Regions from separate parts of the Homo sapiens genome. Here region 2 is linked to region 1. A link is a loop called in an ENCODE intact Hi-C map of the cell type or tissue named here. Cell type or tissue: uterus. All regions are shown on one strand. Links, peaks and the distances in the headings refer to the core of each region. The heading gives the core; the rest is flanking DNA. Region 1 overlaps GARS1 (glycyl-tRNA synthetase 1). Region 2 holds the start of LOC105375219 (a long non-coding RNA gene).

Region 1 (16,356 bases), core at 4,682-12,681:
CAGAGAAGTTAGATCATGTTTATTTTAAATAGTGAGTAATAAAATTTTCATTAATGTGTTTAAAAATAACCTTCACATGTACCCCATAAATTTGTACAAATATAATACATCAAAAAAATAAAAATAACAACTACCCAGACAAATTTAATTCAAAATTTTTTTGGCCATTCCCTTAGGAAACCAACTTTCTGTTTAGTGAAAAAGACCACTATAGTATGGAGCCTTTATCACTAGAATGCAGTTGAAAATAGAGGCCTTGTTTTTTGTTTGTTTGTTTTTTGTAGTTAAATATGCAGGTTTATCGCTTACGTTTTTGCTTTCAGAGAATTCACAATGGCAGAAATTGAGCACTTTGTAGATCCCAGTGAGAAAGACCACCCCAAGTTCCAGAATGTGGCAGACCTTCACCTTTATTTGTATTCAGCAAAAGCCCAGGTCAGCGGACAGTCCGCTCGGAAAATGCGCCTGGGAGATGCTGTTGAACAGGTAGGATTCTGGAGGTAACTTAACTTAGATTGTGCCTGTTCAGGGTTTGCAGCAATTAGCAAATTCTATGTGTTCTGGGTGACAAGATATTTTATTTTGGCAGTCATTTGCTTTTTTACAGTACTTGGTTTTGTACAGAATTTGTTATACAGTATTATTATAGTAAGAGAAAAATCACCTGAACATCTCAATTTGTGGGCCTTGGGGCTAGCATGAAAAAAAATGTTTAGCAGAGCACTTGGAAAATAGATCTTGGTTTGCATTGTGCCTCACCAATCTGACTCAACAGTATGTACTACTTTGGGGGAGACAGCATTGGACCCACAGAAAGCAAGCCATCTGGGTTTCAGACTCTTCTGTATTACCCATAGCAGTGGAATAAGGCCTTGCATATAAGCACTTTGTAAATATTTGCCTGGAGAAGTGAGTGCGTGAAAACTTGCCAACAGTAGCTGCTGTCCACTAGTGGAATGAGTTGCCTCAGGGAGCAGTGAGCTTCCTGGCCCTGAAAATACTCCTGGCAAGGTTGGACGATAGCTTGTCAGCCACTTTGCAGAGAAGACCTCTGCAGTGTATGGAGATGGGGCTAGATGTTTTCTAAGGTCCTTGCAAACACTAAAATGATTACGTGTACTCTACGGGGTTCACAAATTTCAGTGGGTAAGGATACATTAAAATCCCCTCAACGTGTCATTACTTTGGTTAATTCAGAGGGGAATGTCTTTGCCATTCTTTAGTGTCAATTATGAATATTGTTTTTAGTACTGTAGATTTAGAGGTATGAGGTACTGGGCTGAATTTTTGCTGACCCAGTAAGTATGTTGGACAGATTTTGAATAACTCCATTATCATCATCTTGACATTAACCCATTAAAAAATAACCAAGATCTCATTCTGAGTATTTGAAATTGTTTTGAAAGCAAGATAAAATAGTTTGTGTTGGGTGTCAAATATTTTTCAGTAGAGTGAGTCAATGGAAACCGATATCTTGGCTTTGAAGAGTATTAATGTGTGTTTTCTTTTCTTCCTCCATGCTTGCTTATTGGTTGGTTTAGGGTGTGATTAATAACACAGTATTAGGCTATTTCATTGGCCGCATCTACCTCTACCTCACGAAGGTTGGAATATCTCCAGATAAACTCCGCTTCCGGCAGCACATGGAGAATGAGATGGCCCATTATGCCTGTGACTGTTGGGATGCAGAATCCAAAACATCCTACGTAAGTGGAGTGCTGTTTACCATGTGATTTTCACATTGTTAACTTAGAAGCACAGGTACCAAATGAATTTTTGTGCACTTTATGTCACAGAGGAACAAAGGGAAAAGAAAAGAGATCTTTTCCTGAGCAAAACAGAAAAAGCAGTTGCCTCCTGCCTTTTTATAAGTGTCCTAAGGAGCTCGTTGTAGTCTTAGATAGCTGAGAGACAGAGTTAGTGTATGATGGGACAGTGCGGATGTGTACACTGCTGTACAGTGTATTGGCAGCATTACTGGCAATATCCTGGAGTGGATCTAAGACACATTGGCCTCTCCTTCCTGGCAAGAGTCCCAGCAAACATTGGAAATGGTGGAGAGGTTGAATAAAGAAAGTCATAGTGCTCTTAGCTCAATGAGCTATGTAGTAGCTTTGGGGAATATACTAGTTGATTCTGATCTCTGGCTTAAGAACTACCTTCCTCAAATGTTATGTATTTAACTCAAAATTCACAGACGATCTCCAGGTACCCTCCTGCCCCTGTGCCCTGTCACCCCTCCAGCCTCCACCACCAAACATGAACATCAGTATTGAAGCGGAGGGACGAAAGGCATTTGCATATAGGAGATGCTGTCTATATTGGTGGCAGGAGGAAATGTGGCATCTAAAACAAGGCTGAGAGTCTTTTGGCATTTCTCTTATTGGGTGTTAGAGAGGCTTCCTCGCCTACATAGAAAGAGACTTTAGTCCAGGGGTCACTGGTTCCAGTATACCCTTGGTTCAGTTTTTACTTTTCAGAATGGCTTTCTTTTTATGGATTTTTAAAAATTAAAAATCAAAATTAGTCATATTTTAAAAAGTAATGACTACTTTTTTTAAAACAAAAAGGAAAAAATAATTCTGAAGACTATTATGTAGAAAATTAAACTTCCAGTTATATGCCTCTCCCCAGGTGTTTTATGTCTCTTCTCTGTATTGAGCAAACATTTTCTATAAAGGACCAGATGGTAAATATTTTTAGCTTTATGAGTCTCTGTCACATAACTTTGTTGTTTTTTACAGCTTGTAAAAAACAGCTTTTAAAAAATGTCCAAACTGGCTGGGTGTGGTGGCTCATGCTTGTAATCCTAGCACTTTGGGAGGCCGAGGTGGGAAGATTGCTTGAGCTCAGAAATTTGAGACCAGCCTGGGCAACATAGCAAGACCCTGTCTCTACAAAAAATACAAAAATTAGCCAGGTGTGATAGCACGCCCCTGTAGTTTCAGCTACTTGGGAGGCTGAGGTGGGAAGATCACATGAGCCCGGGAGGTTGAGGCTGTAGTGAGCCATGATTGCACCACTGAACTCAAGCCTGGGTGACAGAGTGAGGCCCTGTCTCAAACAAACAGACGAAAAAAGATCATGCTTAGCTCCATGGTCTTGGGTATGTCTGCCTTCTCTAGATGATTTTTCTACGTGTTCTAACACATGCATGCATAAATGCATAATAATATGCATATGTTTATAAATGGCTATTAATGATGTTGTTTTTAATATATTCTTTTTCCCTTGTGGAATTAGAAAGAATTACTGTAATCTGTTAGGATTTTCTTAGCAAGCTTGCTTGACATATGTCAAAATGATAATAGTAATTATTTTTAGGATTATGGGTGATCATTAATTTCTTTACACTTTTTAGATTTTCTGGGACTTCTTTTTATTTTCAGATCAAACCAATAAAATGTTTTTCCTTTTGTATGAGAAAAGATTATTACTTTTCTTTTTGTTTCATACCCAGCTCCTTCTCTTAGTTTGCTCTGATTCTGATTTCAGATTAAACCAGATGTTGTTCTTGCTGTCTCAGTTAAGTAATTTGCTTAAGTCTCACAGCCAGTGAGTGGTGAGGCTGGGATATAAACCTGGCTGTCTGACACCAGACTCATGCTCTTAACAGTTATGCTGTACTGCTTTATAAACCCCACTGGATGCCTGCTCGTCCTTATCTAAGTGCCATTGTGAGGGTTAGGGATCAGAAAATGGAAAGTCACTGGAAAACAGGGCTAAATGAAACAAGAAGCTCCAGAGTCCCAGAGGCTCTTAAGGAGAGGGGAGAACTCCCTTAGAGAGTTTAATACTTTTTGTGTACTTTATATATTTTTTTAATAAAAAAATTTACCGTTGCAGTTAATGCCACACCAATTCTCTTTCCATCCAGAGAAGTAACCACTATCCCAATGTTGTTATTCTCAGGCACGTTTTTGTAATTTTACCTTTCAGTACATAAATGTTAGTTGACATCTGCAGTAAATTATAACCACCAAACTATATGGTTAAGAACATAAGTATACTTAACCAGTCGACATGTATAGGGAATGTCAGATTGCCAGGTTACATGTTTTTAGGCTTTGTTCTTTAATTCCTTTTGTTGTTGTTTTGTGTTGGAGTTTCTGAGCTCATATGAGTTTTATATTTGCTTGCTTTATTACAGACACCCCATGTGATAACATGTGCTTGGAAAGCTTAGTAGTTTTTTCTTTTTTTCTTTTTTTTTTTTTTTTTTTGAGACAGAGTCTTACTCTGTCACCCAGGCTGGAGTGCAGTGGTGCACTCTCAGCTCACTGCAGCCTCTGCCTCCTGGGTTCAAGCGATTCTCCTGCCTCGGCCTCCCAAATAGCTGGGATTACAGATACATGGCACTGCACCCAGCTAATTTTTGTATTTTCATGAAGACAGGATTTCTCCGTGTTAGCCAGGCTGGTCTTGAACTTCTGACCTCAGGTGATCCACCCGCCTTAGCCTCCCAAAGTGCTGGGATTAGAGACACGAACCACTGTGTCTGGCCAAGCTTAGTAGTTTTGATGGTTGAATTTCCCCAAACTCTTTGGATCAAGGGCAAAAAAAAAAAATGAATCTTCTTGAGAAGGACTAACTAGGTATCTACCAAAATAAGCTCTTTACAAACTCTTGTTCTTATTGAAATAACGGGTTCTTAAGAGTTTGTCATAGTTGGGGTTTCTATAAGAAAGCACCACATACAGAGTGGCTTATAAACAATGGACATTGATTTCTCACCGTTCTGGAGGCTGGAATTGAGAGATCAGGGTGCCAGCATCGTCTGATCCTTGTGAGGGCCCCATTCTCAGTCGCATACTGCCAACTTCTTGTTGTATCCTCACATGGTGAAAGAGGGCAAGAGAGCTCTCTGGGGTCCCAAATTCCAGTGATTAGGGCTCCATCCTCATGACCTAATCACCTCCCAAAGGCACCTCCTCCTAATACCATCACATTGGGAGTTAGGATTTCAATATACGAATTTTGTCAAGGACACAAGCATTCAATTCATTGCAGGTTCTTTGAAAATAATTTAAATTTTGCTTTTTAAAAGTATCTTATGTGTGTATTTATAAGAAAGGGAACCTGGCATCAATGTGATCATAATGCTCTTATATAATTTTATTGTGTGACCTGAACTTTACCCACTCTTATACTGAGTTTTCTTTTGTTCAGTGAAGAAAGTGAATTGAATCCAAATGCCCACATTTATGGCCAGCTGAAGTATGTGTTTAGTCAGCCATCTGATATCAAGTTGTGAGAACACTAGGTACTTCATCTAAAGAATAGTGGTTTCTGCCAAATTCATTTTGATTTCTGTTCACAAATTTGAACCAAATTTACAGGCTTTGTCTAGGTTCACATTTAATTTCCATAATTAAATTCCAGAATATGTTAGTTTACCCCACAGACTCAGTATAACAATATAAATCCATCCAGAAAGGAAGACTACTTTGTGTACAGTGTGAATTATATATTTTTTTCTTTCTTTTTTTTTTTTTTTTTAAGATAGGGTCTCACTGTGTTGCCCAGATTGGTCTCAAACTCCTGGCCTCAAGTGATCCTTCCACCTCAGCGTCCCAAGTACCTGGGATTACAGGCATGAGCCATCACACCCAGATCAGTGTGAATTATATTTTATAGGCTTATTAGCTGCCTGATATATGAGGCTATTCCCATTTCAAATATTTATGAAATTTGAATGAAGATTATATCATCGAATTATCATTGAATATATGAAAGGTTTATAATCTGCATGCATTTGTGAATGAACCCAATATAAGTAATAATAAGTAAGTAATGTTTTTATTGATTATATCTTTTTAGGGTTGGATTGAGATTGTTGGATGTGCTGATCGTTCCTGTTATGACCTCTCCTGTCATGCACGAGCCACCAAAGTCCCACTTGTAGCTGAGAAACCTCTGAAAGAACCCATATCCTTTCTGGTCACTCCAAAAACTCAGGATTCACATGTGAACATCTTGCTAATGAATAAGTCCAAGTCTTTACCTTGTTCTATGGATAAATGGAGATGTTTTAGACACTGTAGTAACGCTTGTTTAAACCTATTATTTTACCTATCCCTTTGTTCCTTTCCTATTCTCTGTACTTGTAGTCTGACGTGTGCCCACTCAATGTTTGGCCTTTAAAAGAAGCATATTTAGAAAAATGCTCTGAATATCTTTCAGAACGTTAATAGTTTTTCTCAGCTGTTTCCAAAACGCACTTCACACCTGCACCTACCTACGTGCTCTTTAAATAAAGGGTACCTGGTGAAAGCTTTTTCCATTAAAAGATGAGTGCCATTTGATAGTAGCTGAAATAATAATTTAGCTCACTTGGTCTGAAAATCAGCAAAATAGAAATTTTCTTTCTTTAGTAGGCAGTGAAGTTATGAGCTGATTTCTTAGGGGTAGGTCAGTGACAGGAAATAGATCTTGTTTTGAGCATTTTAGAAATACTTATCAGAAGTTCTTATGCTATGGGTTGGGTCATTGCTGATTAGATAATATCTCTTTTTTCTCACTGTAACTGGAAAAGTTTCTATTGATGGTGTTAATTTTGGATGAGAGTTGTCTGAATGATTTTGTGGACAGGTGTTTCATCTTGCCTTAAAATCAGCATAAACAGGATCTGGAGTACTGATAGAGAGCTGGCATGGTTTTAAGTTGATGATTGATTGTTCTCAGGCTCATTTTCTGAAATACTGAGGCAGTGCTGTAGTTTTGGATTCCTTGACTACTTCATACAAAACAGTCAATGTTGTTCAGTTTGAACCCAGTAAGGGAGCAATTGGTAAGGCATATAAGAAGGATGCAAAACTGGTGATGGAGTATCTTGCCATTTGTGATGAGTGCTACATTACAGAAATGGAGATGCTGCTGAATGAGAAAGGGTAAGATATCAGATGTTTACTCTTCCATGGGCTCCAGTCAGTTGTGTCATCTGCCAGGTTCTGAAAGGATGAGATTAATTTCTTAAGATTTTTTGCAGGTAAGTACTGTATCTTGGCTGCATTTAAAAGACTGTCTTTGCCGAGATTTTGGCATTATAGCCTGAAAAAAGATTTGAAATAGAATATACTTTTTTTTTTTCCTAGTAACTGTCTTAAACAAAGAGACTTGTCCAGCCAGGCTGAGGAAGGAAGGGTTAGAAACTACATCTACTATCTCTCAGGTCACTTCTCTCTCCTTTTTGGAGGTTTAGAATACTCTCTGTAATTGTTTAAGCATGAATATAAACAATAGAGAAGGCCGGGCACAGTGGCTCATGGCTGTAATCCCAGCACTTTGGGAGGCTGAGGTGGGCAGATCACGAGGTCAGGAGATCGAGACCATCCTGGCTAACACAGTGAAACCCCGTCTCTACTAAAAATACAAAAAAATTGTCCGGGCATGGTGGCGGGCGCCTGTAGTCCCAGCTACTCAGGAGGCTGAGGCAGGAGAATGGCGTGAACCTGGGAGGCGGAGCTTGCAGTGAGCCACCATCGTGCCACTGCACTCCAGCCTGGGCAACAGAGTGAGACTCCGTCTCAAAAAAAAAAAAACAAAAAAAAAAAATAGAGAAAAGCCTTTAAAGAAATACAACAAAATCCAGCACTGAACAGTGTAAAACTTACAATATCCAGCAAACAATAAAAATTATTATATATATGAAAAAGCAGGAAAATGAGAAGTAAAGTCAGTCAAAAGAAACACCCAGAAAAAACAAACATGATGCAGTAAGTACATAAGGATGTTAAAGCACTTATTATAAATATGCTTCATGTACTCAAGGGTGTAAAGGAAAACATTAACATGTGAGGTGAGAAATGGAAAAATATATGTGTAATATGGATATAAACACATGTTTTTTATATATATAAACAACATGAAACATTTAGAGGCAATATCTCAAATGAAAATGTCACTGGATGGGATTAACAGTAGATTAAACATTACAGAAGAAAGGTCATTGAACTTAAAGACATAGCAACTATCCAAAATGAAGCATAGAAAAAAATGAGACTGGGAAAAAGATGTCCAGTGGGACAATATCAGGCAGTCTAATGCATGTGTAATTGAGAGTCCTAGAGAGGGTGTATAGAAAAAATATTATACAGTAGCTAGAAAATTTACAAATTTGATGAAAACGCTAAAACTACAGATTCAAGAAGCTTAGCCCCAAGCAGGATAAACACGAAGATGACCACATGAAGACCCGTGAGAATCAAATAGCTAAAAACCAGGGATGAAGAGAAGAACCTTTAAAGCAGCTAGTGGGGAAAAAGACTCATCACATAAAAGCAAACAAAGATAAGAATGATTAGAATTCATATCAAAAACTGCGCGGATCACAATATAATGGAATGAAATCTTTTAAAGTGCTTTAAGACAAAATTCCTACACCCAGCAAAAATATCTTTCAAAAATGAAGAGGAAGTACTTTAAGACCAAGCTTGTTCAACCTGCGGCCTGCAGGCTGCATGTGGCCCAGGATGGCTTTTGATGCTGCCCAACACAAATTCGTAAACTTTCAAAAAACATTATGAGGTTTTTTTGCATTTTTTTTTTCTTAGCTCATCAGCTGTGGTTAGTGTTAGTGTATTTTATGTGCAGTCCGAGACAGTTCTTTCTAGTGTGGCCCAGGGAAGCCAAAAGATTGAACACCTCTGTTTTAGACAATCCGGGGCTCTGAGAGTGCATTGCCAGCAGACCTCCACTATGAGAATTGTTAAAGGCACTTCTTCAGGCAGAAGTATGAAAGTTTAGATGTACCCAGAGGACTTGAGAGATCTAGAAATGATAAATATGTGGGTAAATAGAAATGGCATTTTCTCTGTCATCTCTTAATTTCTTTAAAAGATAATGGAGTATTTAAAGTAATATGGAATTTATAACATGGAAGTAAAATGTATGCTATCAGTAGCACAAAGGGTGGGAGCAAAGAATTGGGAATATACTCTTGTGAGGTGTATACATTATATGTGAAATGGTGTAATATTACTTGAAGATAAACTATGATAAGTTAAAAAATGGATAGAATGAACTCTAGAGCAATCACCTGGAAAAAAAACACACACAAAAAAGGGGTGTAACTAATAAACCAATAGTGGAGATAAAGTAGAATAAGAAAAAATATTCCACAAGAAGATGGGAGAAAAGGAAAAGGAACAAAGAACAGATGGGACAAAGATGAACTCTTGCAAGTTGAAGATACCTGTTTCAGAAAAATTTAAAAACATTTCTCGTCTTCCAGAATTAACATCTATTTATACTAAAACAATATCAAATCCCATTAAAATGGACTAAGTTATATTACTAGTTAAATATCATTATCCATAAACACAGTTTGCTTTATTAATTATTCTCAAATAATGGCTGTCTCCTTGTCAATTACAACTCTTTTTTTTTTGAGATGGAGTCTCACTCTGTCACCTAGGCTGGAGTGCAGTGGCGTGATCTCAGCTCACTGCAACCTCTGCTTCCCAGGTTCAAGCAATTCTCCTGCCTCAGCCTCCCGAGTAGCTGGGACTACAGGTGTGCACCACCACGCCTAGCTAATTTTTTGTATTTTTAGTAGAGACGGGGTTTCACCTTGTTGACCAGGCTGGTCTTGAACTCCTGACCTCAGGTGATCCACCTACCTTGACCTCCCAAAGTGCTGGGATTACAGGTGTGAGCCACCTCGCCTGACCCAATTGCAACTCTTTTATAGCTGTTAACTATGATACACTTAGACTGTGCTCACAGAGAGAATGCATGTGACACTGTGTATGTAATGGAACCTTGAATGCATGCACACACAGACTTCAGACAGAATAGTAAAAACGGAAGAATTCAGTGAACACCAGTCAGATGAGGCATGAGATTATCACAGGTGGAAACTAGCAAAATACAGTTATAACATATGCCAACTATCCAGCTTCTGAGACAACCACATGAGGGCTCTCTATCCTAGCACTGAATTGCTTGGGAGGGAGGAGAAATCCAAATGGATATTCAAAATGTGAGGAAATACCTCCTAAGCTGAAATACAGGTATTACATGAAGCTCTTTATAAAGATGAATTCTTATAACCTGAAACTGAATGGGCATATCTCAGGACACAAATACATGGCAGCCAGTGATTTTGAGGGGGATAATATTTTATATTGCCATATGAAACAGAAACATTAAACTTCTTTTAAACTGATCTTCATCAACACAAATGTCCAAATTTATTTTGAAAATAGTGTGGGTATTGGATTGTAAAATTACTTCTGTAAGATGGCATGCTGGTTCATTTGTACATTTGTTGGGACAGTAATGAGAACCCTTGTGTTTTTACCAGCAGGCCTATTTCTGACAAAGTTGTTATTATTCTAAAACTGAATTTTCAAAAAGTTGTTTTTGGTTTTACCTTGATTCAAAACCAAAGGAATTTGTCATTAAGTCACTTGTGGAGTTTTATAAAACTAGTCAAAATTTGGTGTATGTCCTCAGAGTACTTTTTGGTGCCATTGTTAGACTAATGCTTAATTTGGTGTTTCTTATGAAATAATTTAAATTTGACATCACTTATTATATCTGGAGAGTTGATCAAGTTATAAAAAGAAAAAACAACTTAGCAATCTACAAAATTCCTTTAAATTAAGGCACAGGGTGCCTGTTTGAACTAATACAAAATGTGTTTTGTTTCTTCGTAGGGAATTCACAATTGAAACTGAAGGGAAAACATTTCAGTTAACAAAAGACATGATCAATGTGAAGAGATTCCAGAAAACACTATATGGTAAATTTGTAAAAATAATAAACAAAAAGTCACTGCTCCTTAAAGCTTTTGTTGTTGTTTGAGACAGGGTCTTGCTCTGTCACCCAGGCTGGAGTGCAGTGGCACAACCTCTGCCTCCCCGGCTCAAGCGTTCCTCCCTCCTGTCTCAGCCTCCGAATTAGCTGGGACTACAGGTGCAGGCTACCATATCCAACTAATTTTTGTATTTTTTGTAGAGATGAGGTTTTTGCCATGTTGCCCAGGCTGATCTTGAACTCCTAGGCTCAAGCAGTCCACCTGCCTTCGCGTCCCAAAGTGCTGAGATTACAGGCATGAGTGACCACGCCTGGCCCTCATTCCCTGTCTTCTTTGGCAAAATAACTTGTTAAAAAGTCATTTAGGGGCCGGGCGTGGTGGCTTACGCCTGTAATCCCAGCACTTTGGGAGGCCAAGGCGGGTAGATCACGAGGTCAGGAGTTCAAGATCAACCTGGCCAACATGGTGAAACCCCGTCTCTACTAAAAATACAAAAATTAGCTAGGCATGGAGACACGCACGTGTAATCCCAGCTACTCGGGAGGCTGAGGCAGGAGAATCCCTTGAACCCGGGAGGTGGAGGTTGGAGTGAGCCGAGATCACGCCATTGCACTCCAGCCTGGGCGACAGTGCAAGACTCCGTCTCAAAAAAAAAAAAAAAAGTAATTTAGACCAGTGATGTTGCATGCTTTTTTAAAAGTTAAGAAGATGTTTTTTTGTAGAACAAATTCTGTGAATTAGGCAATGAGTAATTTGGAGCACGTATGAAGGATGCTGAAGTTTATTTGTGGCTGAATTGAAATTCCTGGAAACGGAGTAGTAATGGGTGTTTGAGAAGCTACTGCCAGTGGAAAGAGTGAGCATACCTTTCCTTTTGTTCTTGGCTTGTCTTGTAGCCAGGCTTCAGTGAGCAGTGTTAGGAGTAAGCGGGGGCTTCTCCATCACACTCTGGGGCTTTTCCGTCACAGTCTGGGGCTTTATAGCCATGATCCTGGCAGCTGGTTCAGAGCTGCACATCACCATTACTCAGATACCACAGAAGGATGGGAGGAAAATGCCTTGATCATGTTTCTAAAGTATTAACTCTTTATCATAGACAAACAGGCTCTCTTTTCCCATATGTGTGTGAGTTTTGGTACCAATGATCTCATTTCCCAAAAAACATAAACTCTTCCAAAGTTATGACCAGTTATCTTAGACCTGGACATTGCTTAGCAGTGCTTCTTCCTTTCCACATAATAAGTAATAATTATCAGTATATTTCCTGTGTATACCACGGGTGTTGTCTTACCCACATGAAGAGCTGTGAGCCCCTGTAAGATGTCTTTGATGGAGTGCTGTTCTTTGAGCAAACTCTCCCCTAAGGGCGTCCTGACCCCAGAACCTTGGTGATACAATGCCAGTAATTTGGTTCTGAACAAGTTCTTATCAAGATAACAAGCTAAAAAGTTAAACAAATACAAACCATGTAATACTTTTTGCATGTAGGAATTGTTTTTGTGAATTTTGCCAGCTGTGTTAGATTTTAAATTCTAGCAAAATCTTATTAAAAGCCTTAGATTTTTTATGCTTTCTGGGTAGCCGAGGCAGGTAATAGAGATAAAGTGTAGCTGCTGCTATTCGTAGTTTGCTGACTGGTGAAGGAATATTCTAGTACCTCAGGTTTCATTTTTACACAGTATAAACAGAATTTGGTGAAAGGTTTTTTCACTCCAGCTTTCTCTTCAAAGGCATGTTTCCTATCAGCAAATAGTTTTTAGGTATGTTCTAGTTTCTTTGTTCTGATATACAGAGATAAAAATCCATCTAGAATAGAGATATTTTTAGTGCTAAGAATTTTTTTCTTTTCTTTTCTTTTTTTTTTTTTGAGATGAAGTCTCGCCCTTGCCTTCCAGGCTGGAGTGCAATGGCACGATCTTGGTTCACTGCAACCTCCGCCTCCTGGGTTCAAGCAATTCTCCTGCCTCAGCCTCCGGAGTAGCTGGGATTACACGCACCTGCCACCATACCCAGTTAATTTTTGTATTTTTAGTAGAGACGGGGTTTCACCATGTTGGTCAGGCTGGTCTCGAACTCCTGACCTCAGATGATCCACCTACCTCAGCCTCCCAAAATGCTGGGATTACAGGTGTGAGCCACCGCAGCTGGTGAATTGTTTAGAGAGAATCTGAAATGCATTATGTGGTATTTGAGAGAATGTTATTGAATTTCTATCTCTTTTTCAGTGGAAGAAGTTGTTCCGAATGTAATTGAACCTTCCTTCGGCCTGGGTAGGATCATGTATACGGTATTTGAACATACATTCCATGTACGAGAAGGAGATGAACAGAGAACAGTAAGTTGTTGTGTACAGTGTGCTGTTATAGTGTCAGAAAATAAAAATTTTCTGAATTACATTGTGAAGTACATTAATAAGACTCTAGAATGGTCAATTAGTTATTACTATAATCTAGTGCTATTAACACTCATCTTTGCTTAAGTATGTATAGACAAACCAGTTTCCTGTGTTATCTTATTTGAGCTTTAGGTTATTCTAGAAGCTATTGTTTTAGTTGCCTGGTGCTCTCTATTCTTAGACTGAACCTATTACTTTGGGGAACAATCTATATTATGTCAATGGAAGGAATGGTACTTTCTGGATATGCTGTGTTTCAGAAAATTGGGAAGGATGAGATAACTCCTAGAATTTAGCCAGACCACTAAGCTGTATCTGTACTCTGGTAAAGTATCAAAGGGAACCCTCTCAAACTGCATGAAATTGTCTGGGGTACTTTTGGGGTAAAGATGTGAATTCCTAGGTTCTACTCTGGAGATGCTGATTCACTAGGTCTGAGACCCAGGGATCTGGGGTTTTTTTAAAAAAAATAAGAATCCTGAGTGATTTCACTGTGAAAGCTTGACAGATCATAAATGGGATAATAGTTGTCTGGGGTATAGCCTTTCCTAGCATTCAAGTATTGCTGAAGATAGAAGTTTATAAGAAGTCTTCATCAGCTCCCACAAATTTTCTTTTCGGTCTGATGCTTCTGAATCACTGCTCCTTGCCTTCTTCCTCTTTATCTCCTTGCCTTACTTCACCATTTTTACCTCACCTCTGCCTGCAGAAGTTACACTCCTGGGCAGATTACTAGGAAAGCCAACCAGAAGAATGGCTAGAAAGGAGAGGTTGTATATGTCAGGTTAATTGAAAGAAACAGCGTCATCCACTTGGCCATTCTAAAGCTTGAGTGTACGTAATGTTAGACATCAACCGTGTGGTTCTTTCTAGGACATTTAACCTCAAAGAATGAACTAGTGAGTTCTCGGCACCAGTACTTTAGTCTGACACACTATTGTAATACATAGCTAATAAAGTTAGTATGGTACTCTCTGCCCTAAAGTTGCATCTTCATTTCCCAACCTTGAAGGAGCAGCCCTATTCATTCAACAGATTGTAAGAACCTGGGCTAGGCCCCAGGTGCGCAAACATAAGGCTTGGTTCTTTTTGAGAAATGATGACAAACATAACTGCATGTGTTCTTTTTAGATGTCAAGTCTGCTTCAAGCTTTGTCTGCTTATTTTTCTAATAAAAAGGTTTTAGAAAATCTTTTAGCTGTTCCTTTGAATCTAACAATATTAATATAACTAGAGCTTTAATAGAAATTTCGTAAGGGCTAAACAAGAATAAATTAGTCACAGTGTTTTATGAATTGCATGAATTCCCATCATGAAGAGAAATTTGATTAGGCTGTGGGAAGCCAAAAATGTTTCTAAATTATTAGCACCTAGTTCCTCAATCCATTTGCCTATAAATTTGGTATAAAAACATTGCTAGTGAAATTTTAAAAATTATTTTTCTATAAAGGCAGGTCCCTGTTACTCTCTTATATTAAATAGAAATATCACAAGATGGAGGAAGGGAATAGAATTCTGAACCTTCTGTGATGTGAGCAGCCATATTGGTGGAATACAGGCCTTACTTAGAGTGGGATATTCATTGCTTGGCAATAAAGGTTAATTGAACTTTGGGTGAGAGGCTAAACTGGAACCTGTGTCATTCATTATTTTTATGGGACAAATTTATTCTGTGTTTTTGCCTTCAAGTGAACCTTTTGTACAAGTATTAAGAACTGCCTTCAGTTCCCATTTCCAACCTAAAGTGGTTGATTGGTTTGCCTTCCACAGAATATTTTTATTTTCGCCTTTTTTTTTTTTTTTTTTTGGTCTCGCTTTGTTGCTCAGCTGGAGTGCAGTGGCACAATCTCAGCTGACTACAGCCTCAAACTTCTGGGCTCAAGCAATCCTCCTGCTTCAGCCTCCCAAGTAGCTGGGACCACAGGTGCGCCTCACAATGCCCAGCTAATTTTTTAGTTTTTGTAGAGATGGGGTCTTGCCATGTTGCCCTGGCTGGTCTTGAATTCCTGGGGTCAAGCAATTCTTCTGCCTCAGCCTCCCAAAGTGCTGGGATTACAGGCATGAGCCACTGTGTCCAGCCTTATTTTTGCTTTCTTTGATTTCTGAGTTACTCAGAAACTATTTCAGGGCAGTTTAAGAAGGCTGTACTTTTTAGTGTAGGTATATGGAACATCTTTTTTTGTTTTGTACTATTTCTTTTGGACATATGTTTGTGAGCTAATTAAACTTTTCTGTTTCACTTGGTCACTGAGGTTCATAGGTTTTTCTCTTAAAAGACAGAATGGGCTTTGGTTTGGGTCACTGCCACTTGTTTGAATATTTAGGTAGTCTCCACAGAAAGTCTTTTATGTGGAACCAAAAAATTACCGTCTTTTATATACAGTAGCTTTCAGAATGCTTTCACATCATTTGACTTTTTTAGTAACGGGCTTGTGAAGCAAGCAGAGCAGGTGGTAGAGACCTGCTTTTTAGGTGGAGAAACTAAGGTTCAGAAAGAGTTCATGACTTGGCCTAAATTCGGAGCTGAAACCAGGTGTTTCTGATGCTGGTTCTGCTTCTCTTTTGCCATACTGCTTTTCATGTCATGTTTTCTGGCATTTTGGTAATGACGTTATGCTTGAACACTTGCTGAATATTAACCTCTTTTGGTTTGGGATATTAGCATTTAGATATTTACAAATTAACATATTTGGATTTTTTTCTTTTTAAATCATCCAGTTCTTCAGTTTCCCTGCTGTAGTTGCTCCATTCAAATGTTCCGTCCTCCCACTGAGCCAAAACCAGGAGTTCATGCCATTTGTCAAGGAATTATGTAAGCAAATTCAATTGGGTAAACTCCATGGGAACACCATCAAGGAGACTGAATTTTAGGAAATGTATCATTTATTTCAATAAAAATATAGACTGAATAAAGAATATAAATGATTTTATAAAGAGTACATGATTTTAGCCTGTACTCTTATTTCTAAGCGAGAGGATATGCTTGCTCAGATGTTTTATTCTGGCATTTGAGTGAGGCAAGGTAGGACCCAAGAGTCAGATTTAAAAATTATTTACTTCTCATACTGACCTTGGTGCCAAGTTCATCGAGGGAACCTGAGTGGAGTGTAGCAACCATAATGGATCTACAGCCACAGAATCCACAGCCCTGAAAGGAATCCTGGTGGTCATCTGGCACATCCACTTATTTCAGAGCTGG
Region 2 (16,356 bases), core at 4,409-12,408, 100 kb after region 1:
TTCTAAGCAAATTGAGAAAAAAAGGAGAATGCATTATAAGGACATGGGGTGTCTCAGGTAACCCCGGGCTGGAAATGCAGCCGTGGATTGGGAAGAGCCATCAGTAACCCAGGCTGCACCTCCCTCGCCTCCCTGAGGGCACCCTGGTCTCCCTCAGGCGTCCTCCTCCTCTCCCTGTGAACCAGCTTTCTGTGCTTTTTCATGTCCATGGACTCCATAGGTTTCCCCAGAACAGCACCCTGAGCCCCCCAGTTTTCAAGTTTCTGAATGTTTTTCTGAATCCCACTTCCAAACCCCAGATTGACCCAGCCTGGTCCAGTTGTTCTAGATGAGGAAAGTGAGGCTGAGAGACTTCAAAGGTATTGCCCAGCACAGCTAAGCGGCAAAGCTAGGTTCTGAATGTGGGTCCTCCATCTCACCCCAGAGTGAAGGCTCAGTGCAGGCTGAGCACTCACAGGGCCCTGCCCTTCTTCTTCCTGCAGCCCTTGTCAAGCTCAGATCTGTGGGGGCTGAGCAGAGCTGGGTCTGCCAGGCCAGGCCTCTGCCTTCTTGGCAGCCTCCTTTGTGCCCTGCTTGGAGGGGGCAGCATCCTGCCATGTGGAAGAGGTGGGTCCATTTTGAGTGTAACTCTTCTAGAGGAAGGGCTTCACTCACCCCAACTGAGTGCCTTCACTCTAGCTCCAGTGTGGGCTGGAGGTTCTGAGGCTCAGTGCAGAAAGGGGCAGGCAGGAAAGCTCACTTCTGCATCTGCTCAGTGTAGGCCATCCTTCTTGCTGCCACGCTGATGGAAAGGCTAGCTGCACCTCTCTGGGTCTGCCTGCCTGGCTGGGATGAGATTTTCCAGGGCTGCCTCTGACCTGGCACTCTCCCCTACAGTCTGTGCAAAAACCTAGCTCATGGCACTACAGTCACCTGTACCACTTTCTAAGCTTTCTCCCTGAAACAAGGGTTGGCCTGTTTTAAGGGACCCCTGTGCTGCACATCATCTGACGCTTCCTCTTTGCAGGGCCTTGGCGGATGTCAGCCATAGCCTGGAATGTCCCCCACCCCCAGCTCTACCTAAGGACACCCTCTAAGACTCAAGGAAAAGGCCACCTCCTTCATGATGCCTCTCTAGGTTTCTGAGAACTGTTTCCACTTCCATTTGGATGTCTGCCTCCTTTCAACTTTGATTAGGGATTTTGGACATAGGCAGCAAGGCCTGGAATATCCTCACAATATATCATTTATTCATTCAACAACTATTTATTGAATGCCTACTCTGCGCAGGCACTGCTGTAGCACTGGGAAACAGAAGAGCTATAACTCACTGCCCTCATAGATCTGAGATTCTGCTATGGGAAGTTGACAATAAACAAGATGACTAAGTTAAGTGCATGGTGAGTCACATCTTGGTAGGTGCCATGGGGATAAAGTTAAGGCAGGAAGGGAGATTAGAGTGCCAGGGATAGGGCAGAATGGGCAATTTAAAAGGGGCGGGGGAAGACCTCACTGAGAAGGGGATATCAGAACAAAGACTTGAAGGAGGTGAGGGAGTGGGTCATGAGGCCCTCTGGAGGATGAGCCTGGTAGGGAGCGGCTGCCAAGAGCCTGAGCAGGAGCATGCCTGGCATGTTTGAAGCACAGTGTGGCAAGAGCAGAGAGGAAAAGAGGGAGGGAGATGGAAGGCAGGGCCAGACAAGACATGAAGCAAGGTCATGCAGGGCCCTGTGGGCCATTGTAAGGCCATTGACTCTAACACTGAAGGAAATTGGGTTACTGGGCAGTATCTCTGTTATCTTATTATTAATAATAAAGAAAAGGACACGGTAAGCAACCATGAAATTAATAGTAATTTATAATAATAATTAATATTATTTTTAGTTTTCTCTATCCACCAAGCACTGTGTTAAGCACTTAATATAAATAATCTAATTCTCACAACCACGCTATGTGTTGGTACTCTCATTATTTCTGCTTTGCAAATGGAGAAATTGAGACTCAGGGAGATATAGCAACTTTCCCAAGGTAGAACAGCTAGGAAATCTTGGAATAGGAATTTGAATTCAGGCAGCCTGACTCCTGAAGCCACACCCTGGATCATCTCTTATGCTGCCTTGAATTAATGAATAGGGATTAATTGAATCCTTCCTAGCTGTCATACTGGGATGTTTAGTCCCAAGATGAGACAATGTGGTGCATGCCATGACTGTATCAGAATCCTGTAGATGAGTGCCCATCTATTCATCCATCTGTAGGGAAAAGAAAGAGAGATCAGATTGTTACTGTGTCTATGTAGAAAGGGAAGACATAAGAAACTCCATTTTGACTTGTACCCTGAACAATTGCTTTGCCCTGAGATGCTGTTAATCTGTAACTTTGCCCCAACCTCTTTGCCAATTTTTTCCCAATCTTTTAGATCTGAAGTTCCCTGTTCTGGAAACCATGGGCAGAATTGTTCTATTGTTTGAAATAGCATAATTAGATTTTCTGTAGAAGTTTTAACTCCCCCTCTTCCTGAGAGAATTTTAATGAAGCTGAGATAAGAGGCATATTTACTTTCAGTTTGCCCCATTGTTACCCTGGGTACCTCCAAGCACACAAGCTTACCACAAGGCTGACCATAGACATACTCGGGAATCTCTCCTTGGCTGTCCTCAATGCTCACGTTCTTAGCGTACCTTCACCCTAGAGAAAGGCACCCATGTTGGGCGGCAGATGAAGGGGTGGCCTGCCCCTCCACACCTGTGGGTATATCTCGTCAGGTGGGATGAGAGACTGAGAAAAGAAATGAGACACAGAGACAAAGTATAGAGAAACAACAGCGGGTCCAGGAGACTGGCACTCAGCATACCAAGGACCTGCACGAGTCTCTGAGTTCCCTCAGTTTTTATTGATTATTATTTTCACTATCTCAGCAAGAGGAATGCAGTAGGAAAGCAGGGCGATAATAGGGAGAAGGTCAGCAAGAAAACATGTGAGCAAAAGAATCTGTGTCATAATTAAGTTCAAGGGGAGGTACTATGCCTGGATGTGCACGTAGGCCAGATTTATGTTTCTCTCCACCCAAACATCTCAGTGGAGTAAAGAATAACAAAGCAGCATTGCTGCCAACATGTCTCACCTCCCTCCATAGGGTGGTTTTTCTCCTATCTCAGAATTGAACAAATGTATAATGGGGTTTTATACCAAGACATTCAGTTCCCAGGGGCAGGCAGGAGACAGTGGCCTTCCTCTATCTCAACTGCAAGAGGCTTTCCTCTTTTACTAATCCACCTCAGCACAGACCCTTTACAGGTGTCGGGCTGGGGGACGGTCAGGTCTTTCTCATCCCACGAGGCCATATTTCAGACTATCACATGGGGAGAAACCTTGGACAATACCCGGCTTTCCAGGGCAGAGTTCCCTGTGGCTTTCTGCAGTGCACTGTGCCCCTGATTTATCAAGACTTGAGAATGGCGATGACTTTTATGAAGCATACTCTTTGTAAACATTTTGTTAACAAGTCACATCCTGCACAGCTGTAGATCCCTTAAACCTTGATTCCACGCAACATATGTTTTTGTGAGCTCAAGGTTGGGGCAAAGAGGTTGGGGCAAAGTTACAGATTAACAGCATCTCAGGGCAAAGCAATTGTTCAAGGTACAGGTCAAAATGGAGCTTCTTATGTCTTCCCTTTCTTCATAGACACGGTAACAGTCTGATCTCTCTTTCTCTTCCCTACACCATCCATCCATCATCCATCCATCCATCCATCCATCCGTTCATCCATCATCCATCCATCCATCATTCATGCATCCATTCATCCATCCATCCATCCATCCATCCATCCATCCATCCATCATTCATCCATCCATCCATTCATCCATCCATCCATCCATCCATCCATCCATCCATCCATTTACTCTTCCTTTCCTCCATTTCTCCCTCCCTCCCTCCCTCTCTGTATCTATTCATGCATCAACTCACCCAACTATTTAGCATTCATTGAGGTTTCCTATGTACTCAGACCATGCTGGACCAGGGGTCCTCATCTGTTCCCTGTTGTTATTTTCTTATCCTGTAAAGGAGGGAAGAAGAAACTGAAGAGGAACTTCAGATTCCACCCCAGCTCTATCCTACCTAGCCCTGTGACCTCTCTGGGCCTCAGCCTCTCTGTCTTCAGGAGGGCTTCGTCTTGTAGTTTTCAGTCCACTCTGATGTTTCCTGGCTATGGGGACTGCTTATTCGCGGCAGGGGAGCCCTGCCTGCGTGCTGTTCCTGCTACCTGGATGTGGGGTCTCAGGAGAACCCTGGCTGCATACGTGCCTCAGCCTCCTTCTGGAGACCAGGTGGGAGGTCTGCCCTTAGTGTGGGACACCATGAGCTTGCCCTTCCTTTTGTGTGAGCTCAGTGCTGTAGGAACCAGGCCTGGTGTGGTAAGAAATTTCATTTCCACCCTCTACCTCCATCCCTGCCTGGATAGCTCAGCCCTGCCCAGAGCCTGTGTGGCTATGGAGCTGCTCACCTAGGCAGAGGTGAGACCTGGGAGGGAGTAGGGATGGCCTCCAGCCAAAGTTGAGGCCTGCTTACTGGGGACAGGATGATAGAGCCCAGCTCACTGCCCTGCCCTGCCTTTAAAGTCCTGCTCACATTTTACCTCCTTGGAGAAGTCTGATATGAGACAGTTGGAAGGGTAAGGAAGGATTATGCATGCATGCACACACACGGGCATGTATGCGTGTGTGCACACATACAGAGATATACAGACAGATGGGACACACACAAGCAAACACACCCACACTTCCTCGGGCAGGGCATACCTGCTCGCTCAGCCAGTGTCTCTGAATCAGGCCATGTTGTTTGTCTTTCCTTGCCCATCCCTTCTGCTTGTCCTTCTTCTCTGGGCTGGTCTGGGTTCTGTCATCTCTCCTCTGCTCGAAAACAATCTCTTAGGCCTCTGGGCATCCATTGTGATAGGCAGAAGAATGGTTCCTGAAGAGGTCCACATCCTAATCCCAGAACCTGTGAACATTAGGTCACATGGCAAAGGGAAATTAAGGTTCACATGCAATTAAGATTTCAGTCTTAGTCTGTGTGTACTGCTGTAACAAAATACCTGAGACTGGATAACTTGTAAAGGACAGACATTTATTTCGTACAGTTCTGGAGGTTGGAAGTCTAAGATCAAGGCACAGGCTGGTTCACTGTCTCTGCCAGAAGCCCAGTCTCTGCTTCTAAGATGGTGCCTTGTTGCTGTGTCCTCTGGAGGAGACATACCCTGAGTGCTCCCATGGCAGAGAAGCAAAGGGCTTAAGCTAGTTTCCTCCAGCCCTTTTACAAGGCACGAATCTATGACTGAATCACTGTCCAAAAGGCCCCATCTCCCTCTCCCAATATCACCACCATGGGGATTAAGCTTTAACACATGAATTTTTGGAGAAGACACATTTAAACCACAGCAGTTACTAATCAGCTGACTTGAGATGGGGTGATTATCCTGGATTATCCAGATGGACCCATTGTAATCACAAGAATACTTACAAGTAGAAGAGGGGGCAGGAGAATGAGAAGCAGAGAGACGGCAGTGTGGGAAAGACTTGGGGCAGTGTTGCTGGCTTTGATGCAGGAAGGGGCCATGAGGCAAGGAATGCAAGCAGATTCTACAGGCTGGAAAAGCCAAGGAAGCAGTTTGTCCCCTAGAACCTCCAGAAGGATTGCAGCCCTGCTGACACCTTGATTTTAGCTCCATCAAACCCATTTTGGACATCTGATTGTTAGAGTGGTGAGAGAATACATTTGTGGGTTTAAGCCATTAAGTTCATGGTGATTTGTTACAACAGCAATCAGAAATGAATACATTCATCCATTTAGCTGGTCTTTCTCTCACTTGACACTCTGACTTGTGTTACAGTTTCCTGTGACTGGCTGCAGAGACATTATTGTCCTGTTAGTTGACGACTTGCAAAACCATACACAATGGCTCTGACTGACTGTGGGACCCTGGAAATGCCCCCTTTGCTCTCTTGTCCTCATCCCTCCATCTCTGCAGTTGGGGCTGGGTTAAGGGCCCTTCAGCTTCAACATCCTGGGTCTTGGGGTTTTCTATAAACTAGGCATGAGTTCCACTAGTATGTTGGAGGAACGGAACCGGGAGCCACCAGAGTGACAGGTCAGCCTGGGGTCTGCCTCTCCAGTCTCAAGTGTAGGACCACCCTGTCTCAAAACAGCCTCATTCTTGGGGAAACACCACTCCAGGGTCAGAGGCCACCAGGGCTGTTTCTCTCCTGCCTCAAACAAACTTTCTTGAGGCTGGAAGACTGTCTGCTGGATGTGAGCCTGGATGGTGCTATCATCTGAAAAGTGGGAAAACTTGAGGGCTTAATACCATCATCAGAAATCCACCAGAAGACTGGAAAATGCTCTGGACAGTTTTCCCTTCTGTTGCCATCTACCTCCCTGCAGCAGAGGCTGAAGTAGCCACCTACATCTCCCTGGGCCCTTCCCTTGTTGTGCTGTAAACATTTGCAACTCTTTGCCTAAAGACTTATCCTGACAGCCAGAGTCTCCACCCCACAAGCATGTCAGGCCAAGGGCTGGAGATTTAAAGGTTTCTGGAGCAGCCTTCAATCTATGACTGGCAGGCAATGATGTATAACTACCTCCACTCCCTCGCCCCTCAGGTGAGATAACTGGAAGGCACGTGTCCTACACTGGCCCTCAGCATTCCCTGGCAGGAGGAAGCTCTACTTACTCAGAGGGACAACACTATTTATTGTGGGGATATCCAAAATATAACCTTGGATCCTTGTTTCAGGATCTGCTTTTGGGGAATCCAAACCAAGATATCACATTTCCTCACTACTTCCCCTTCCTCTAGTTTCTGCTCTGCCACTTACTTGCTGCTGGGGAGCCCTGAGCCAGGGTCCTCTGTGGAATGGGGCTTATGCTATCTATAGCTTGACTGCCTATATTGCCTTCCCTGGTGCTTACCACCCTAGGGGAAGCCCCAGTCTGGAATTGAGGTGGTTGCCTGCACTCCTTTGGAGCTGAGGGCAGGGGGTCCTGTCTCAAGGCCATGATGGTATCAGAGGCCAGCATTCTCTGCTTGTGACCTGCTCAGCTTTGGGGGCCCAGACCTATCAGTCACTCACCTCTGAGGTAGTGAATGAGCTCATCTGCCCACTTCAGCCTCCTGGGAAGGACAAGGGAAGCAGAGGGGAAGGAGAAAATGGGTGCAGGTGGAAATAAACAGTCTGGCTTTAGTCCTAGGACCAGACAGGGCAGGGAGGACTGAGACTCTAAGAAGGGTCGAGGCCTGTGTGGCTTTGAACAGGAAGAACCTCACCCCTCCTAGAAGCCAAGACCATCAACCATGGCCCCGATCCTCTTCTTTCTGTTTCAGAACATCATTTAAGCCCCTCTAGCTAGACCCATTGCCTTCATCTGAACCCATCTTTTCATCCTGCCTCATTTTCAATCTGTTCTCAACTGAACTCTCCCCAGATACATTCCATATTTCCCACCTGTAGGCTTGGGGGCAGCCAGGAGTCCTAAGCTGAGGGAAGAGTGCATACAAAGATCCAACAATGAGGACAAGCATGGTGAATCCAGAGACCACTGGGCTGCGGTGCTTGACCCGCTGCATTGAGAAGTTTGGAATTATAAAAGCAATGGGGAGCCATGGAAGGCTTTATGGTGGGGGGAGGAGATGGGGCTCAGCTTCTTTTCCATCAACTTGGGTCAGATCCATCCTTTAGGGATGGTGGCAGGCTCAAATGCTCACAAGTAATTTGGAACTTTCCACATTTCTTGTCCTGACCCCTAAACGCCAGTAGCACTCCATTGGCATTTTGATAATGGAAAATACCTCCCTGGAGAGGGCTATGCCCTCCCAAGTTGAGGACCACTGATGGGGAACCTCACTGGTACCCTGGGCAGTGGCTGGATGCATGGAGAGGCAATGAGGGCAGGGGCTGGAGGGGTGGGCAGGACCCAGAACCGGGGCCTGGGAACCAGGGAAGGGGCTACCTCCTGCCTACCCAGTGCCCCTGAGTCCCAGAACAAAAGCAGCAGCCTCATCAGCTCCCTTGGGGCAGGGTTGAGCACAGGACTTTCCCTCTTCCCTTCAAGAGCTGCTCCCTCCACCCCCTGCTCCCCTCCCTCCGCTGCTCCCCTCCCTCCCCTGCTGCTTCTACTGAGGGCTTAATACTGGGTGTCAGAAGGCAAGTTCCAGCCGATAGGAGAGGAAAGAGTGCAAGGACACCCAAGGACACCTGAAAGGCTGGCAACAGTGGTGGTTGCCTTCGGGTGCCTAGGGATCCTTTCTGCCTTGTAAATTTTGTTGCATGTTCGTGTGTGACTTAAGTTTTATATTATTTAAAAAAAAAGTAATTTCAAATGTCAGAAGAGTTGCAAGAAATGTACAAGGAACTCCCATCTACCCTTCACTCAGATTCATCAATTGTTGCCATTTTGCCATCTTTGTGTTATCATCATTGCCCTGTGTATATGTATAAATATATACACAACAATATTCACAGCCATGCATACACATATATGTACATTATGCCTTAAATACTTCCTACTTCTATGTGCATTTCCTAAAAACAAGGACATTCTTTTACATAACCACAGTACGGTGATCACAGTCAGGAACTAGAACCCTGACATAGTACTATTAGCTAAGCCACATGGTCCATATTCAGGTTTTGCCAGTGGTCCCAATAAAGTCCTTTCCAGTTGTGTTTTCCCTGTCCAGGATCCCCTCCAGGATCAGGTGTTGTGTTTACGGGTCCTATTTCTTTGTTCTCCTTTAATTGGGGGTGGTTCCTCAGCCTTCCCTTGTCTCTCATGACCTTGCCACTCTTGTTATTTGGTAGGGTGTCCCTCCATTCAGAATTGTCTGATGTTTCCTCATGATTAGCTTCAGAAAACAAGTGGTGTTTAAAAGTAACGATGAGGAGTTGTTGAAGCCTAGGAGCCTAAGAAATGGAGGAAGCCTCACGTAAGAGGTTTTGGAGGCTGGCAAGCCAGGTTTTGAAGCTCAGTTTTGTCATGATTCATTCACCCATTCAGGAACGATCTATTGAACATGTTTGATGAATCTGGCACTGCTCTGGTGTCCTAGAATATATGAGTGAACAAAAACAAAAACTTCACCCTGTAGAGTGTCATGGGTTGAAAAGTGATGCCCCTTCCCTGCAGCCTCACAGTGGGACCCTGTTTGGATACAGCGTCTTTGTAGATGTAATTAAGGAACAGATCTTGAGACCAACCTGGATTACTAGGATGGGTCCTCCTTCCAATAATGAGTGTCCTTATGAGAGACAGAAGACACAGACACACAGCGGGGAAGGATGCATGGAGACGCAGGCAGAGGTTGGAATTAGGCTGTCACAAGCCATGGGATGCCAGGAGCTGCCAGAACCTGGATCCTCCTCTGGAGCTTTTGGAGGGAGCATGGCTCTGTCGGCACCTTGATTTTGGACTTCTGGCCTCCGCGACTGTGAGAGAATAAATCTCTGCTGTTTAAGCACCCTGGTCTGTGGTGCTTTGTTACAGCAGTACCAGGAAACCAATACCTGCAGGCTGCATTCTAGTGGGTGGTGTAGGGGCAGGCTACACCCCAGCAATGAGCTTCAGCAAATTTCTTTACTTCACCAACTTTTCATTGCCTTCGTTAAAAATCAGGATAATGGCACCTGACTCAAGTGGGGATTAATGGATAATGAAAAGCAAGTACCTAGAACATAGGAGGTGCTTTATAATTGACAGCAGTTACTACTGTAGCCTGCCAATACCTCCAACAAGAACCTAAAAGAAAGGTTTGCCCAGGCAATGCTCTTCTGGACAGGTAGCTGCAGAGCAACTTCGTCTGATCAGATTCCAGCTCCCTAGGAGCCGGCAGGTGGTACGGAATTCTAGAGAGTTCTGTTCCTTTAAGCAGACACAAAGGGGATAAATCGGCCTCTGCAGCCTCCTGGCTCAGAACATCTAAACCAGCATGCTTTTATGCTTCCAGGCAGGCCGGGGTCTGCCAGAGTCCATTGTCTCCTAAAGGGTTGATTAATTGGGAGCCGGTAATTGGTTTTGGCTGCGGGACTGGGGAGGTCACAGCCTCTCCGGGATGGAGAGCTCTATGTGTGAAGACACACGGGGCAAGGTGGCTGGAGCCCAGAGCTGTGAGGGAAGAATGGGACTTCTTCCGTGTGTGTGTGTGTGTGTGTGTGCGTGTGTGTGTGTGTGTGTGTGTGTGTGTGTGTGTCTGAGGGAGAGAGAGAGAGAGATTGAGAATTATGACTCCTCTCTGAGCCTCTTTCAGGACAACATGGGGTGCAGTGATTTTTTTTTTGAGACTGAGTCCCACTCTGTCACCCAGGCTGGAGTGCAGTGGCATGATCTCGGTTCACTGCAACCTCTGCCTCCCGGGTTCAAGTGATTCTCCTGCCTCAGCCTCCCGAGTAGCTGGGATTACAGGTGCGCGACACCACACCTAGCTAATTTTGTGTTTTAGTAGAGATGGGGTTTCTCCATGTTGGCCAGGTTGGTCTCAAACTCCTGACCTCAGATGATCTCCCTGCCTTGGCTTCCCAAAGTGCTGAGATTACAAGTGTGAGCCACCGTGCCCTGCCGGGGTGCAGTGATGTTCAGCAAGTGAGGCTGCAGGCCCCAGAGTAGTTATTCTGCCACCATCCCCTGGAGAGCCTGTAGGGGTTGAGAACTTGGAAACCTCCCCCTTGGCCTTCTAGGCCCCAAGAGTTTCCCTGGCCTCTTTCATGTAAAAGGTGTCCTAGCCATGGTGTAGGCGGTGATTGGGCCAGTGCCACTGTCACCAGCAGGTGGGGGCAGAGGCCACAGGGTCCTGTTTGAAGGTGGGGGCCTGGACCCCATAGCTTCTTCAAGGCTCTTCTGGGGCCAGGACTCCTGGTCCCACCAAAATGGCCCCATCTCCCGGAGAAAAAATGGCTGCTGAGTGGCAAGAAATGTGGGACTTCAGATGGTTTGCCAGCTACCCAGAAGCAACAGCCTGGTGTCTGTTGATATTTTAGGTTGCATGATGCAATTCCACCTTAAATTTGCATAGCCATTTTTTTTTCCTGCTGAAGCCCTGTCACATCAATCCATTCAATGCCAGCACCTCTTCCTGCTGTGTAGATCAGCGAAAACCTCTTTCTGTTCCCCTAAATGGTAAACTGAGGCTCCACGAGGTAAAGGGCTTTCCCGTCACCACTCAGCAAGTCAGAGGAGCTTGAGAACTACTGAGTGACCCGTATAGACAGCCCCCGACCACCAACAGAGGTGTGCCTCTTAGTGAAGGATGGGGACCTTGTTACCTGGGAAATTCCCTTTGCCTCATCTGCATGGACAGCACTTAGGGTTCAAAGGTTGTTGAGCACACAGCAGGGAGAGCCTCTGCAGCCAGAAGATAGAAGATGCCACACAGGGCGGCACCTCAGAGCAGCACATTTGTATAACCACACGACAGTCCACAGGCATCTTCTGCAAAGATCCTGGCAGCTTACACTGATAGCTTGAGTCATGCAAATTGCTAGATTTGGTTTCCATTTATTTGCAGATGAATATCCCTCTGGAGGCAGGAGGAGGGAGGAGAGCACTGTCTCTTTTTAGTTATTCGGGGCATTATTTTCAAAGCCCTCTGAGCTGAGGCCTGGGACTAAGGGTGATTTTGATTCTCCAGTGAGTCCTGTTCTGACTGCTATTCACAATAACATGCCCTGTAAATCGTCCAGGACCCAGGCTGATCCTAACCACTTCCTCCCACCCCTGACTGCTGCCTCATCCCCCCCCTTCTCTTTGCAACCCCTGCCTCTTGCCTCAAGCAATAAAGCATTAGGAAGTACTGCTGCACACAGTCCTAGGTGTAGGTCAGTGGGGGGCCAGGGGTCAGCAGGCAGATGCCATGCAGAGGAGCAGGATCCCCTGGGGGAGCAGCTTCCACACTTGCCGCCTTTAGCCAGCCTTGAAGGATAAGTCAGATCAGGTCACTCCTCTGCTCAAGTGCCTTCAATGGCTCCCACCTCACTCACAGCAAGAACCATGGGCCTTACAGTGGCCCACAAGGCTCTCCACACCCATGAACTCCTGCCACCCTCTCCCTCTTTCACTCTCCTTCCATGGCACCAACCTCCTTGCTGTTCCTGGAACTTGCCGGGTGCTCTCCCATCTCAGGGCCTGTGCCCCAGCTGCTCCCTCCGCCCAGAAGGCACCATAGCATTGCCCTTGCAGAATGAAAGCTGTCTTGCCTAAGAGATTCCTCTACCTTCCCCCTTCTGTCAGAGGTGTGTGAACCAGAGCAACTCCATCTTGAATAGGAGCTCGGTAAAATGAGGCTGAAACCTACTGGGCTGCATTCCCAGATGGTTAAGGCATTCTAAGTCATAGGATGAGACAGGAGGTTGGCTCAAGATACAGGTCATAAAGATCTTGCTGATAAAACAGGTTGCAGTAAAGAAGCCGGCTAAAACCCTCTAAAACCAAGATGGCCAAGAGAGTGACCCCTGGTCGTCCTCATTGCTACACTCCCACCAGCGCCATGACAGTTTATGAATGTTATGACAATGTCAGGAAGTTACCCTATATGGTCTAAAAATGGGAGGCATGAATGATCCACCCCTTGTTTAGCATATCATCAAGAAATAACCATAAAAATGAGCAACCAGCAGCCCTCAGTTCTTCTCTGTCTATGGAATAGTCATTCTTTTATTTTTTTCCTTTCTTAAAAAACTTGCTTTTACTTTACTTTATGGACTTGCCCTGAATTCTTGCTTGCATCAGATCCAAGAACCCTCTTTTGGATCTGGATCAGGGTCTGGATTGGGACCCCTTTCCTGTAACACTTCCACCTCTGGGCAGCTCACAACCACGGGCTCACAGACTCAGGGTTGCACAGGCTTCAAGTGGGGACTGAGTGCATGCAATCCATGTCCTGGGGCTCCCCGTGGGACCAGAATGAAACTGACTCCAGTCCCTGCTCTGCTGCCCCCTGTTCTGCCCTGCTTCCTCGCTTCCTCACTTCCCTCCATACATCACGTGCCCAGATCCTCATCTCAGGCTCTGCTTCTAGGGAACTGGATGCAAGACTCGCATTATTTAAAATTGCAAACCGTATCTCTCAACTGCATCCCCTTCACTCCCTGCTTTATTTTTCCTAACTTATCATCTTCTAATACATACCTTCAGTTATTTCTTGGTTTTCTTCTTTTGCCCTGTGTAGCAGGTAAAGCCTTAGTTAGAAGGCAGGAATTTTGTCTGTTTTGTTGCCTTTGTTCACAGTCTGCAAACAGTAGCTGCTCAATAAATAGTTATTGCATGAATGTATGCATGGATTAAGTATTGCTATAGCTGTGAGTGCAGTGGGTACCTAAGGGCTGGGCTCAGGGAGTACTCCTGGGATGGACAGGATGGGGACTGGTATTGAAGTACTGGTGGGGACCAGCTACAGGAGGAGGAAGAGGAGGGAAGTCTGGGGAGGGCAGAAGAGTGGGACTGCAAGCAGGGCATTCGGGGTTCAGGGGGACGCCATGGAGGGCAGGCGATGGAAGAGCTGCAAGGGTGTGCTAGACCTTTAGGCTCTGTCCTGCAGCAAAGTCCCTTATGCTAAAAGCACAGGCCGGGCCCAGTGGCACAAGTCTCTAATCCCAGCACTTTGAGAGGCAGAGACAGGCGGATCACTTGAAGTCAGGAGTTTGAGACCAGCCTGGCTAACATGGCGAAACCCCGATTCTACTTTAAAAATGCAAAAATTAGCCAGGTGTGGTGGCATGCACCTGTAGTCCCAGCCACTCAGGAGGCTGAGGCTGCAGTGAGCCGAGATCATATCACTGCCCTCCAGCCTGGGCAACAGAGAGAGACCTTGTCTCAAAAATTAAAAAATAAAACCACAGGATGCCTTTCTGAAAGGTCACCTCTCCTAATCATGGCAGCAGCAGAGGGGAGTTCCTAGAAGTGGGAGGAAATTTTCCTAGCACCATGCCAGCACCATGTCTGCCAGCACCATGTCTGCCCCCGAGGTCTTTCCTCAGACCAAGGACAATCCTAGGAATGAGAGGCAGTTCTTGCTGAGATCCCTGCAGGCTAGGGCCCAGAACACACTTTTCCCCATAGCCCCTCATCTAATCCTTACCCAACCTAAGGGGGTGCTCTTAGGATCACCCAGTTTATACATGCAGAAACTGAAAGCTCAGCCATGATGCCTGCACACCAGAGCCAGGATTCAAGCCCAGTTCTGTCTGTCTGTCTGTCTGTCTGTCCATGGGGTTACGCAAACTCTGGGAGCACCTCTCTGGTTCCTTCACCCTGGTGCACAGAGCCCACCTGGTTACTGAGCACATGAACCAACTGCACTCACCCATCCACCCACCCTGCTTTGCAGCTGGGCACAGCTAGGATGGAAACTCAGCCTGCGCCTTGCTTACTGTGTGGCCCTAGGCAGATTCCTTAACCTTTCTGAGCCTCAGCTTTCACATCTGTAAAATAGGGATAGTTGTAATCACTCAGCAGGCACTGTGCTAGGCATTGGGGATACAGCATCAAACATAGACAGTCTCTGCCCTTGTGTACTTATTAGACAAACTAGACAAACTCTTCCAAATAATTAAATGCCAAACAAGAGCATAAAATACAGCACCTCACAGCCTTGTTTTATGGATCGCATGGCTTAGGAAAGGTGTATGTCTATCTCAGCAGAGGGACCTCAGTGCGGGTGAGGTGACTTCTCCTCTGCAAACCTGCCCCTGGAAATAGAGTGGAGCTGAGAAGCAAGCAAAGGAAGGAGCAGGACCCAGAAGAAGCGAATAGTAGGGCCAGGAGGAACTGCTGGGGACAGCCGAGCTGAAAATGGCTAAAATCCTGCCTCCAACTTGGCACTTTGTTTCTGACTAAGCCTGGGCTTTTTCTAGCTTCCTGCCTCTTTTGCTTCTTTGGTGTGACTGGGGAAATTGAGGCGAGGAAAGTAGTCGGGACTTGCTGACAACATAGCTGCAGCCCTCGGTACCTGGCCCTCCTGCCAACATTTGCACAGCCATGGTGGCACCACACTGCTGATGCTCGTCCACCTCTCCTGCCCAAAGCCTTGAGATGAAAGCCTTTCTTGTGCAAGAGGGGCTGAGATGGAGAGGAGAAGCAGGGCTGAGAGGTCTGCAATCCTTGGAGGAGATCCTGGGCAACATCTTCCTGCAACCACTTAACCCATGGAGGGCATGTGAGCTCACCCAAGGCCACACAGCTGATGAGAGATGTGGCTGGGTCTAGAATCCAGGTGTCCCAACTGCAGGCCAAGACTCTGCTGCACATGGTAACCACCAAGCTTCAAACCCGCGGGCTGCTCCCTCCCTCTCTGAGCCTCAGTCTTCCCATCCATGAATTGGGCAGCTGACTCCCTGGTCCTCAAGTTTCTGTCTGCATGGGGACCCCTCCCCCTTTTTGCCAGCTGTTGGGAAGTTGAGGCAGTGGGCAGGCTCCACTCTGGGTGCCCTCCCTCCCCACGACTTTGGGGTTCCCAGCACACCTTTCTACTGTCATTCCCCCACGGCAAGGCAGGAGCGAGGGGCTTATCTGGCTGTCTGAAAGCCGAATGGCTGGCCTCTCTGACTGGGTTTTCAGAAGCTTTCTGCCTTTGCTGCCGCGGTAGAAAAGATGACTTCCTTTGCAGTACTGAAGGAAAAGCAAGCAGTTATGCCTTTTGCGGTCTAAAATGGGCATAGGACCCCAGGGGAGAGGCGGAGCAGGTATTTTGCTGGCTAGCAGAATGGACAGCTGACACTGTTCTTGGGATCTGGAAGTTATCATTACAAAGAAAAAAACACATTGCTTTCTTCTCAATGCGTCGGGTAGTCAGTTTGCAGTCTAACAGCGGGAAATGGATGGCTTGCTTAATTACAGGATGTGTGCTCGCTCTGTCTACAGCCACGTGGCCCGTCGGTCACAGCCATGCTGAACTCTTCAGCAGATGGTCAGCATCTGCCACCCTAGGTATTTTGAGGGGGTGTCCTCTCCACCCAGGCACGCTCCCGTCCTGCCTTCCTGATGCTGCTCACATCTTGCCTGCCCACTCAAGCTCAGGCCTACTGCTGCCACCTCCATGAGAAAGTCTTCCATCGAGGAGTTCAGTGCACACTATGTCCCCCACTGCAAGACCCCAATTGCAGTGGTTAAAAAAAATCGATATATATTTATTTAAAAAAAATCATCCACCTTCCCAAGAACATGCTCCACCCTTCTCCAAAAACACAGAAAGTCATCTCCGCCTCTTTCCCAGTGAAGGAACACCAGGAGCCCTGGCAGGGGAGGCTCTGCTAACTCTGACCCCATGCACTTCTTTTTTTTCTTTTTCTTTCTTTCTTTCTTTCTTTCTTTCTTTCTTTCTTTCTTTCTTTC

The links. Peaks named below come from ENCODE experiments on the same cell type or tissue, not always from the same donor. Only the 100,000 strongest peaks of a DNase experiment are listed, where the experiment ranks them.
Region 2: a loop joins it to region 1, with 2.3 times the contacts of the local background. A loop is called at or near these places in 17 of 110 quality-filtered maps.

The regions. Positions count from the first base shown.
Region 1 is chr7:30,615,573-30,631,928 of GRCh38, forward strand. GARS1 (glycyl-tRNA synthetase 1) reads left to right here. Exons shown (of 17, transcript NM_002047.4): 9 at 324-486; 10 at 1,542-1,706; 11 at 5,821-5,928; 12 at 6,745-6,890; 13 at 10,662-10,747; 14 at 12,988-13,097; 15 at 15,876-15,969. Among named protein-coding and RNA genes, the nearest start is that of GARS1, 29 kb to the left of the region's middle. In uterus, for the core only: no CTCF peak of the experiment used is centred there; no DNase peak of the experiment used is centred there.
Region 2 is chr7:30,715,886-30,732,241 of GRCh38, forward strand. The region is part of intron 1 of LOC105375220 (a long non-coding RNA gene); the gene reads left to right. LOC105375219 (a long non-coding RNA gene) reads right to left here and starts at 11,402. Exons shown (of 4, transcript XR_927156.3): 1 at 11,295-11,402; 2 at 4,782-4,983; 3 at 3,949-4,039; 4 at 1-2,231. RefSeq lists an enhancer at 11,486-11,987. In uterus, for the core only: no CTCF peak of the experiment used is centred there; no DNase peak of the experiment used is centred there.